Regions from separate parts of the Homo sapiens genome. Here region 2 is linked to region 1. A link is a contact called in ENCODE Hi-C or POLR2A ChIA-PET data. All regions are on one chromosome and are shown on one strand. The core of a region is the stretch at or near the end of the contact, and the rest is flanking DNA. Distances in the headings are between cores, read along the strand shown. Region 1 holds the start of LTBP4 (latent transforming growth factor beta binding protein 4). Region 2 holds the start of ZFP36 (ZFP36 ring finger protein).

Region 1 (4,993 bases), core at 823-3,322:
CAGGGTTTAGATAGTGAAGTGGAATTCCTGGAAGTCATCAGCACTTAAGAGGCTCAATTGGCCGAGTCCCTCTGTGGAATCCCCTCCCCTCCCAGCTAAGGATTAAGTGCCAAAGGCTTTTTATTAATGGCTGCCTGTAAGGAGCACAATGTCTGGAGTCCTCTTGCGAGAACCCACTTATCAAGACCAACCCTGGGGTTCTCTGAAGATAAATGGGATCAGAAGTTCCTGGGGAAGGGGGTGAGCTAGAAGAACAGGACTTCTGGACAATACTACAGAGTTATCTGGGGAAAGGCACAGTTTGGGAGGTGGGAGGGAAGAATGAGAGGGAATTTCACTGGAGGAGTGGTCTCTAAAGTCTGTTGCCATGGTTGGAGAGCGGGTCTAGGGCCTGGAGCAAAAACTCAGCTCCCTTAGGTAGGAGTGTGGGGCCATGACTCCAGGGTGGTCTAATGGGGGCTTTTAATTGAGTAGTGGGGCCTAGGAGAGGCTTAACTAGGAATCAAAATTGCAGAATGGTAAGGGTCTCTGATGGAGGGGGTGGGAAACCAGCCAGGTCTGAGGGTATTTCCCAGGCTCCAGAGGCATTTCTCTGCCTTCTCTTGGCCTGAATGCAGGCCCGCAGGCCAGCTCCCTGGGGGTGCCTACACCCAGGGTGGGCCACTAGATGGCCACAGCCAACGTCATGCCCCACAGCCCTGGCCAAGCGGGGAGTTGAGGACATAGGGGTCCCTTTGAGGTCAGCCCCCACTTCACATGCCACTCCTTGCACCCCCAAGGGCTTGGCACCCGCCTGGGCATGGCGCCTGGCACAGGCACGTTGGGGCTGGGCCGGGAAAGAGTGAAAGAAAGAGGGAGGAAGGGGAGGAGAGAGGGAGTGGCAGCGGGCGGGGGCTCAGGCGGGAGATGAGCTCACGCCGGCCGGGCTGGGCTGGCTGGGGGCCAGGCTGGGCGAGTTCTCCGCTCCAGGGGCCCCCACTCCCCACTCCATAGGGTCTGCGGGGTAGGGGGCAGGAAGGCCCGATCCCAGAGAGTCTGCCCACTTTTGCATCCTGGAACAACAGGTGGTGCGCCCTCCCCCACCTCACCTGAACCCCCAAGGCTCCCCATCTCTAGGAGTGCCTGGTGCATACACCTCCTGTCCCCTCCGCCCCCAGGGGGCGCCCCTTCCGTAAGCCCTCTTATCTGGATTTCTGTCGCACGTGGGACCCCTGCAACTCAGGTCCTGCGGAGACACCCCCACCCCACCCCCGCCGCCACACACACACACACACACACACACACACACACACACAACCCCCGTCTCTGTCCCCTCTCCCTCTTAGTTCTTCGGATTAACTTTCTTCTCTCTAGTACCCCACCTCACAGGCATTCCCATACAGAACCTTCCCACCCAAACACACAGAAACTGAGACGTCCCCCATGCGGTCCTGAGACTCTTGCTTGGTCCCCGGGGACTCCTTACTCAGCGTCTCAGAATTCGAGCCCCCCTCCCAAAAGTTCTCAGGCCCCTCAATTCTGAGATCCCCATTTTGACGCAAAGCATGAAAGCTGGCGCCAATTCCCTCACGTGGGACATCACAGGCCTCTAAGAACCCTCATTGCTTGCAAAATCGGAACCCTCAGGACCCAACCCCAAAAGCCAGGAATTTGGGGCCCCCTTCCTCAAATAGCCCCTGATATTCCCTTGCACTATTGCATATGGAATCTGGGCTCCCTCTCCCTGGAGGACTGTCTCCTCCATCCCCAGGGATCCTCCTCCCCCCCGGAGCCGCTCTCTCGGGACCACCACCCCGCACTCACAGGCGCGGAAGCCGGGTCCCCCCGGGGCCGCCCCGCCGGGAGCGCCGCTGTCCACGCTGGTGGCGTTGCGGGGCGCGCAGGTCGGGGTACAGCGGGAGCCGGTCGGCCCATGGACGCAGCGCAGGCCGCACACGACCGGGGTGAAGCGCACGCGGAGACGCTCTCCGAGCCGGCCCAGTCCAGGCTGCGGCCCTAGCTGCGCCAGCAGCACCAATAGCGACACCCAGAGCAGCCGCACGCCGCCCGCCATGGCTGCAGCGCCGCGCTCCGCCGCGCCGCCGCCCCAGCCCGCCCGAGGGGCCCGGCCGCACCCGCCCGCCCGCCCGCGGGGGAGGTCGCCCGCGCCCCCGCTCAGGCCCCCCCTCCTCACCACTCCCTCCCCGGCGGCCGCGCGGGGGCGCGTGGGGCTGGGCGCTTAGCCAGAGGCTCGCAGGCTGGGCGCTAGACTCGCAGGGGTGAGCGGGGCGCCCCCTCTGTCCCCATCCGCGCACCAACAAGTGGACCGGGCCTGTAGGGGAGCGGCGGGGAAGGGAACAGGTGGGGGCGGGCGGGTTTCCCCCCAGACAGAGCTGAATCCATAAAGAGGAAATCCATTAAGAGTAGTGGGGGCCACATTTGGGGAGACAGCTAAGAGTTGATCCTCTTCTGCCCGGGGCACAGAGAAAGGGGCTTCATCTTGATAGGGGGCTATCATGGTACATCTGGACAGCCAGGTGGGACATCTGAGGGATGGGAGAAGGGTCGCTACACCTGGGCACATAAAGGAATTGGGCGTCTAGATCCTGGGCAGGAGGCTGGAGGTGGGGGGGATACATGTGAAGATGTAGCCACATCTGGCCAGAACGCCACACCTGGCGGGAGAAGTCACAATGGATAAAGGGAGGCTGTGGGCGGGGGTACTAACATCTGGCCCGAGGCTCACATCTGGAAGACTTTAGGGGGAGGGGTCACATCTGGGCTGAAGGCTACAGCAAGAGGAGGGTTTTGAGGGTGTTTGAGATGAGGGGTGTTCTAGACTAGGGGTCAAGAGCTGGAGCGGGAGGAGGGCAGGGGGAAGATTCGGGAAACAGGAGGAGGCCTTTGGCCCCCAGCCGCCCCACAATCTTGAGCATTTGGTGCCCAGGCAGGCGCCAACCCGCACAATCGCTTTTGTTGTCTGGGCTGGTTCGGCGGAGCTTTCTAACGGGCCAGCGCCCTCCCTCTTCGGCCGCGGGGAGCCCGGACGCCTGGCTTCCCGGCCCCACCCCCGCGGGTCAGTGCCTCTGGCCTGTGTCTGGTCCTGTCCCGGGCTCACCTCGCACGGCCGGACGCTGGGGTCCCTAGAGGGGGCCTCGTCCTGGGGGTGGGTGCTGAGCTACAACGGGGGGCGGGTAGGCGGCGGCTGGACCGTGGGAACCAGACGGCTTTATCTGGCCCGGAACCCCCCTCGCCCCAGGCGGAGGAAAGGCGGATGTGCTTACCCGGGGCCTTGCCAGCGGGGGCACGCTGTGGGGGCCTCCTTCTCAGTAGTCCCCGGCCCCCTGGCCCCCGGGGCCGCCGCCGCTTCAGTAGAGCTCTGGCCTCCTGGAGCCTGGGTGGGAGAGGACGGAAAAGCTGCTGTCACCGGGTTAAACTGACCTCCCCACCAAAGGGCCTCCATGCCAGGAAAATGTCTTTCAGTAGCGGCTCTGCCCAACCCTCCCCCCACAACACCTATTTATGGGGACCAGGCCTCTAGTGGGAGAGAAACAAAGACCCTGAGAGAAAGAGAGATGATGGGGGTTGGGGGAGAGAAAGAGAGAAGGGGCAGAGAGACTTAGACATAGAGGCAGGCAGTGAGACACAGGGAGAAAGAGAGAGAGGAAAAGAGACAGGTAACTAGAAAGAAACAGAAAGAGACAGAAATAATGCAGAGATGGGAAGAGCCTGAGATAGGCAGGCAAGGGATGAAATAGAAACGGACAGACAGGCTGATAGCAAAAGAAAGAGCCGGGGAGGGAGGGGGGAGAGAGAGGGAGAGGGGAAGGGAGGAGGAGCGGAAACGGGGGCAAAGCTAGGAGTTCCTGAGGGAGGATTTGGTAGGGGAGGGACTGCCCACTCACGTCAGTGGCTGCCAGTTGAGGGACACCTGTCTCTTCCTCACGCTGGGGCTGGGACTGGGCACTGCAGGCACTGGGTTCAGGCACCGCTGGGGGCCTGCACACTTTTTGGGCTGGCAGCTTCGGACCCTGCAGAAGGCTTCGGAGACAGCCAGGGACTAAGTGGGGAAGGAGGGGACCAAGTACTTCTCTACCAAATGCATCCAGCTCTCCCACTGGGATGAGGGGAGGGATGGGGAGCTCCCTGCCCCTCTCCTCCTATTCCCTTTTGCCCCCTACTCATACTCCATCTTCCAGAACCCACCTCGGATGCAGCGGCTCCTCCTAGACGTCTGGCCCGGGCAGCAGCGACAAACAGCAACGCTATAAATAGTGGAGTGGAAGTCACTCAGGCCCCTAGCACCCCAGAACTCTGCAAAGGAGGGCAATCGGGGAGGGGAAACCAAGACGCATCCTGAGGGGGCTTGAAACAGGTATATGACTAACGAGGTTCTTCTCCCCACGCCTCAGTTTCTCCATCTGTACAATGGGAGGCAAATTGGCTTAGACTTCGGGCTGAAGGGCACAGAAACCGTACTTTTGTCTTATGAAGAGATTTTGGCGTACGATTTTATTGAAAAAATACGTTATTTTAAAGCCTTTTAAAAGTGATTAAAAAACAAAAACAAAAACAAAAGACTCGATTTCTAAGAGCATTTCTAAGCCCGCACTGTCTGGGAATCTAGAACCCCGCCCTCCCGCACATCCCGGTCCGGGACTCAGACGCCATCCTGAGCCTGGCCGACAGGTGGCGCCATTTTCACAGGCCTCGGCAGCTGGGGAGGGAAGGCTCTTCCCTCTGACTGTGGGTCCAGCAGGGTGCTGAGGTGGAGGGGGATAACGGGAGTCACAGTCCAGGACTGAGAATCCCAGAGCCTGAGTTCTAGCCCGTTCTTGCCCTTCCACGATGTGTGTCCAGAAGCCAGCGTTTCTTGGTCTTTGGGCCTCAGTTTCCCGCCTGACCAGGAGAAAGGTGCCGTTCTTGCAGACATCTCCCAGCCCAGAGGGTCTCAGTGGCGGAGCTTCCAGCTCCGGTTCAAGTGCGTCGCAATGAAGGGGCCCCCCAGACAAGT
Region 2 (4,993 bases), core at 1,889-4,388, 1.2 Mb after region 1:
GGTGGCCAGAAATCTGCAACTCCGAGCCACCAGGGGTCTAGAGTCTAAAGCGCTAGGGGATGCAACCTGTGACTCCCAAATGTTGAGATCCTAGCCTCTTGAGACCCTAAACCCGCTTCCCCAACATCCAGAAGGTGTCGAAGCCCCCCCGGAACCTCTAGTCCCGAAACGGGTTCCGCTACCCCAGGCTGCCCCGCCCCGCGCCCGCCCCCGCTCGCTCTGGGCGCGCGCCCCAGCACATTCCGTCCTCCCCACCCGGCCCCTCCCGCCTCCCGCGGCCCCGTGGGGACGGAAACATCCCGTCCCCGACCGCACCCGCCCGAAGCTGGGTCAAGGAGCCCAGCAGGACGGGAGCGCGGCGCCCCCGACGCCCGGGAACTGGCTCCCCCGGTTCCCATCTGGTGACCTCACCTGGTCCCACCCTTTCAGGTGAACGGCCAGGCCCGGTGACGTCACTTCCTGCCAGGTAAGCGCCGCGGGGCTCGGAGAGGAAGAGTTAACTGCACCCAGCTTCCAAAAAGTCACCCCCTCCCTCTCCATTCCTGTCTCTAGACCGCGAAGAAGCCAGGATCCCAGCTTACACTCAGATTGTTTATTTAAAAATGCCCAAAACACAAAAATAGACTTTTAAGGTAATAATATATATTACTAAATATATTATAGTCTACTTATAATAATTATATCGTCGTTTTCAATATTACAAAAAAAGGAAGAAAAATACAAGGGAAGCAGACGACCCAATATATATAAATACTATAAAATCATATTAGAATAAATAAAGTCGTCATAAATAAAGGGCCCATTGATTTATGGGTGGGGTTTGGCAACGGCTTTGGCTACTTGCTTTTGGAGGGTAATTTGAGCACCAGGATTCCCCCTCAGGAGAGGTTCCAGTTACCAGGAGACACTGGAACCTCAGGTCTATAAAAACTGGAGGGGCAGTGAAGGCCTATTATTCACAGCACATAAGATTCTAGGAGACAGATTTGGGCAGGGAAGAGGTGGGGGAGAGGGTTCATTGCCTCCCTTAAATATGCTACAATTTTTTTTCCCCCAAGAACCTCGGAAGACACTCCATCCCCCACCATCATGAATACTGAGCTTGCACACTTGGGGACCTGCCCCAGCGTGAGGTCAGGGGAGTGGGTTAATGCATTCTGGAAAAGGGGATTACTTGATTACTGTCCCCCAAGTCCCCACAGCCCTGGGGTCCATGCAGAGACCACAGTGCAAGAGACGTGGCTCCCCGCTGAGATCCAGCTGATCTGACCGGGCAGTCACTTTGTCACTCAGAAACAGAGATGCGATTGAAGATGGGGAGTCGCCGGGGGGCTGCCACGGGCTGGGGTGGTGCAAAAACTCCCGCCTCGAAGACGGGAGAGTCAGAGCCCCCCAGGCTGCTGCCGCTGCTGGCATATTCATCAGGGTCGGATCCCAGGGACTGTACAGAGGGGGTCCGAACCAGGCCACCCAAGGGCCCCCAGACGCTGATAGGAGTGGCCCTTCGGCAGGAGGGGCAACAGACTGGGGTGGGGTCTCTTCGAGCCAGGGGGGTGCCAGGGGCAGCAGAGAAGGCAGAGGGTGACAGTGGAAGGTCCCCAGGTGGTGGTGGGGAGCTGGAGGGCGAGAAGGAGCTGGAGGACAGGGAAGGGCCGGCCAGGCCTGGTGGTGGTGGTGAGGTCCGGCGGCCAGAGGGCAGGCCGGAGAAGCTGATGCTCTGGCGAAGCACAGGAGGGTGGCCCGGGGCCGCCAGGTCTTCGCTAGGGTTGTGGATGAAGTGGCAGCGAGAGCCGTAGGGGCAGCGGCCCTGGAGGTAGAACTTGTGACAGAGTTCCGTCTTGTATTTGGGGTGGCGATTGGCCTGGCGCAGCTCGCCCAGGCCATGGGCAAACTGGCACTTGGCCCCGTAGCGGCAGCGCCCACTCTCTGAGAAGGTCCGACATAGCTCAGTCTTGTAGCGCGAGGGGGTGGTGGAGGTTGCAGTGGGCGAAGTGGGTGAGGGTGACAGCTCAGGGCCCAGGCGGGGAGCCAGCGGTGCGAAGCCAGGGGGTGGGGGCACCCAGCCACAGCTGCGGCCCTCCACTAGGCTGGTGGAGCGGCCAGGCAGGCGGGAGGTGACCCCAGACGGGCTGGAGTCGGAGGGGCTCAGGCTCCAGGGTCCCGAGGAGCCCCAGCCTGGGCTGGACTCAGTCCCTCCATGGTCGGATGGCACGGGCACGTCAGGGCTCAGCGACAGGAGGCTCTGCGGAAATGGGTCGGTTAAGGCACCTGAAAATGCAGGGCGACGCCCCACCCCAGCTGCAGGGAACTAGAGCTTGCCAGGCCGGTTTGTGGGCTCCCCGCCTGAGCCCCACCCGCCCGCAGAAACCCCTGGGTTCCGGATGCCAGGAACCCAGAGTTGGAGGTTCTGAGTTTACCCACCACCGAGGCCTTATCCCGAGGGACCCAGGAATCCCGGCTTCCCCGGCTGGACCAAGAGGGGGACCCCGAAGTCAGGGCGCACCACTGTTTCCCAATTTTGGGTCTCTTGTCCTCCCCGGATATGACCCACGCGTCGGGATCTCCAGTTTCACAACTGGAGAAACCGGGCAAAGTTGACCTGGAAGTCCGGATTGCTTCGGTTTTAGGGTTCTCTGTCTCTACGGTCAGGGACTGGAGAGACAGAAGTCGGATCCCCCCACCCTGAGACTTCAGCCCCAGAGACGCCTCCGCGCAAAACCACGCCCTCAGCAACGACTAGGGGTGAGCCAGGTATGGGGGCCACTTCCGCCTCCAGGCAGCCTCGGTCTGAGAAAAGTTCTCCGACTTTCCACTTGCATGGGCCGCCCCACCCATGTTTGAGCGAAGAGCCGGGTGTCGCGGGTTCCATTTTCACCTCCAAATCACCAAGCTGGTCTGAGCGGGAGGCAGGGGCCCCAGGCTGGAGGGCGCGGCGCTAGGGAGCCCCAGTTGGAGAAGGGAGGCAAGCGTCCCGGGCTGGAGTTTGCGGCGCTAGAGAGGTGGGGACTCGGACTCAGGCATGCAGGTACCGGGGATGCCGTGCGGCGGGGACTCACCTCGTAGATGGCAGTCAGATCCATGGTGTAACGGTTGGCCATGAGGGGTGTCGGCCGAGAGTGGGAGCGCTGAAGTCAGGCTGAGGCTGGCACCGAGAGCCGGCTACTTATAGGAAACTGCAAGCACGGGGCGGGGCCGGGGCCGGGGCCGGGGGCGGGGCAGGAGGGGCGCTTCCCGGACGCGCGCCCCCGGCGCAGCCTGGCTGGCCCTGGACTGGTTCCCTTCCGCCCGGCCCTGGGCCAGGACGCGCCTGAGCTTGGCCGGTGGACAGCCGTGACCGAGCGGGGAATGCGTGGGGAAGGGGTGGGGGTGCGGATGGGGGGACGCCTGCCCAGTTTTCAAAGCTGGAGACTGAGGCTTGTAGAAGGAAACTGGGGCGGAGGTGGGGGCAGGGCCCCAGGGGCAATTGACAAGAGCAGAAGCCCGATGGGGGTGCGCGTGCGACACAGACGGATGGGGGCGGGGAGAGACGCAGAGGGGTACAGACAGGCAGACAGGCAGAGAGAAAAACATCGAGAGAGACACACACACCAAGAGACATACAGAGAGAGATAGACAGGGTGAGGAAGGGAGGGAAGACGGGGAGACAGAGACAGTCCCAGAGACAGATTCAGAGGGAGAAGAGGGTTGGGAGGATCACAAAAAGAAACAGAAAGGGGCTGAGCGCAGTGGCTCACACCTGTGATCCCAGCACTTTTTGTGTTTTTCTTTCCTTTTTCTTCTTCTTTTTTTTTTTTTTTGAAAGACGGGGTTTCCCTATGTTGCCCAGGCTAATCTCCAGCTCCGGGGCTCAAGCGATCCTCCCACCTCCGCCTCCCAAAGAGCTGGAATTACAGGTGTGAGCCACCAAGCCCGGCCAATCCCAGTACTTTCAGAGGATGAGGCAGGTGGATTACCTGAGATCAGGAGTTCAAGATCAGCCTGGGCAACAGTGAGATCCCATGTCTACAAAAAATACTATTTAAAAAAATTAAAAAGAAAAAGAAACTGGACAAAAAGGAGAAAGACTGTGAGAAATAAGCACTTACGGAAAGAAATCTGCAGAGCAAAGTGCCAAGAAAGAGCCAGCAGGCCTTGGAGGGGAATTCTCTGAGAACTGCCTGCCTTGTGTGGTCTCACTCCTAAACAGCCCAGACAGATAAGGAGACCTGGACTGCTCTCCCTCTCCCCACTTGCTGGGGTTGGGTGGGTGAGTGAGTGGGTTGGGTGGGGTCCAGGATACCTGGCAAGGCTGAAAAGGGGCCTCCTTTCCCAATTCACAGGGCGGCTCTAGCCCCCTCACCCTCGGGCGGATGATCTCTTCTAGGCTGAGTTAAGGAGAACTCACCTGGGCTGAGTTCTAAGTACTTTACGCACATTAATCCTAATGCCAGGTGGTATGCCCATTTAAGGCAGGAGGAAACCAAAGTGAAGTTACTCTCCTGCCCGGCTCACACCTGTAGTCCTAGCACTTTGGGCGCCCAAGGCAGGCGGATCACTAGAGCTCGGAGTCTGAGACTAGCCTGGGCAACACGGCGAATCCCCATTTCTACAAAAATGCAAAAATTAGCTGAGTGTGGTGGCGCACACCCTGTGGTCCCGCTACTCGGGGGCGGGGAGGGAGCAGGCTGGGGTGGGAGAGTCGCTTGAACCCAGGAGGCAGAGGTTGCAATGAGCCGAGATCAGGCGACTGCACTCCAGCCTGGGCCACAGAGCGAGACTCCCTCTCAGGGGGAAAAATAAAGTTACTCTCCTAGTTCGAGCTAGCAAATGGCACAGGCCTCATACTAGGGTCTGAAATTATGTCGAGGTTTGCCCTCTGAGAAAACTCAAGATTGGCAAGGTGGAGGTCTTTCACTATAACTGATGGTTGCATTGATTGAAAAAAGCTTTCAAAAAAAAAAAAAAAGGTCATCCTCAGTTGATGGCTGGATGGGTCTCTTATAGTGGGGTGTGC

Evidence for each region. A loop is a pair of places that touch in the nucleus more often than their neighbours do. ChIA-PET counts read pairs that join two places held with the same protein, here RNA polymerase II (POLR2A). Pooled maps may share reads with other maps.
Region 2: a map of CD8-positive, alpha-beta T cell shows a loop between it and region 1 (6-fold over the local background). The contact joins the promoter of ZFP36 here to the promoter of LTBP4 in region 1. A Hi-C loop is called at or near these places in 2 of 168 maps with a recorded cell type or tissue (both CD8-positive, alpha-beta T cell) and 14 of 50 pooled maps. POLR2A ChIA-PET finds 5 or more read pairs at or near these places in 3 of 52 experiments (B cell, CD4-positive, alpha-beta memory T cell and WTC11).

The regions. Positions count from the first base shown.
Region 1 is chr19:40,598,448-40,603,440 of GRCh38, reverse strand. It overlaps LTBP4 (latent transforming growth factor beta binding protein 4), which reads right to left and starts at 2,072. Exons shown (of 30, transcript NM_001042545.2): 1 at 1,804-2,072. The coding sequence starts at 2,053. RefSeq lists enhancers at 284-807, 4,770-4,829 and a silencer at 1,989-2,138.
Region 2 is chr19:39,404,992-39,409,984 of GRCh38, reverse strand. It overlaps ZFP36 (ZFP36 ring finger protein), which reads right to left and starts at 3,138. Exons shown (of 2, transcript NM_003407.5): 1 at 3,057-3,138; 2 at 578-2,242. The coding sequence starts at 3,080. The coding sequence ends at 1,286. It overlaps MIR4530 (microRNA 4530), which reads left to right and starts at 307; the gene lies at 307-362. RefSeq lists silencers at 245-304, 3,095-3,544 and enhancers at 1-547, 810-1,447, 1,448-2,086, 2,087-2,724, 2,775-2,974.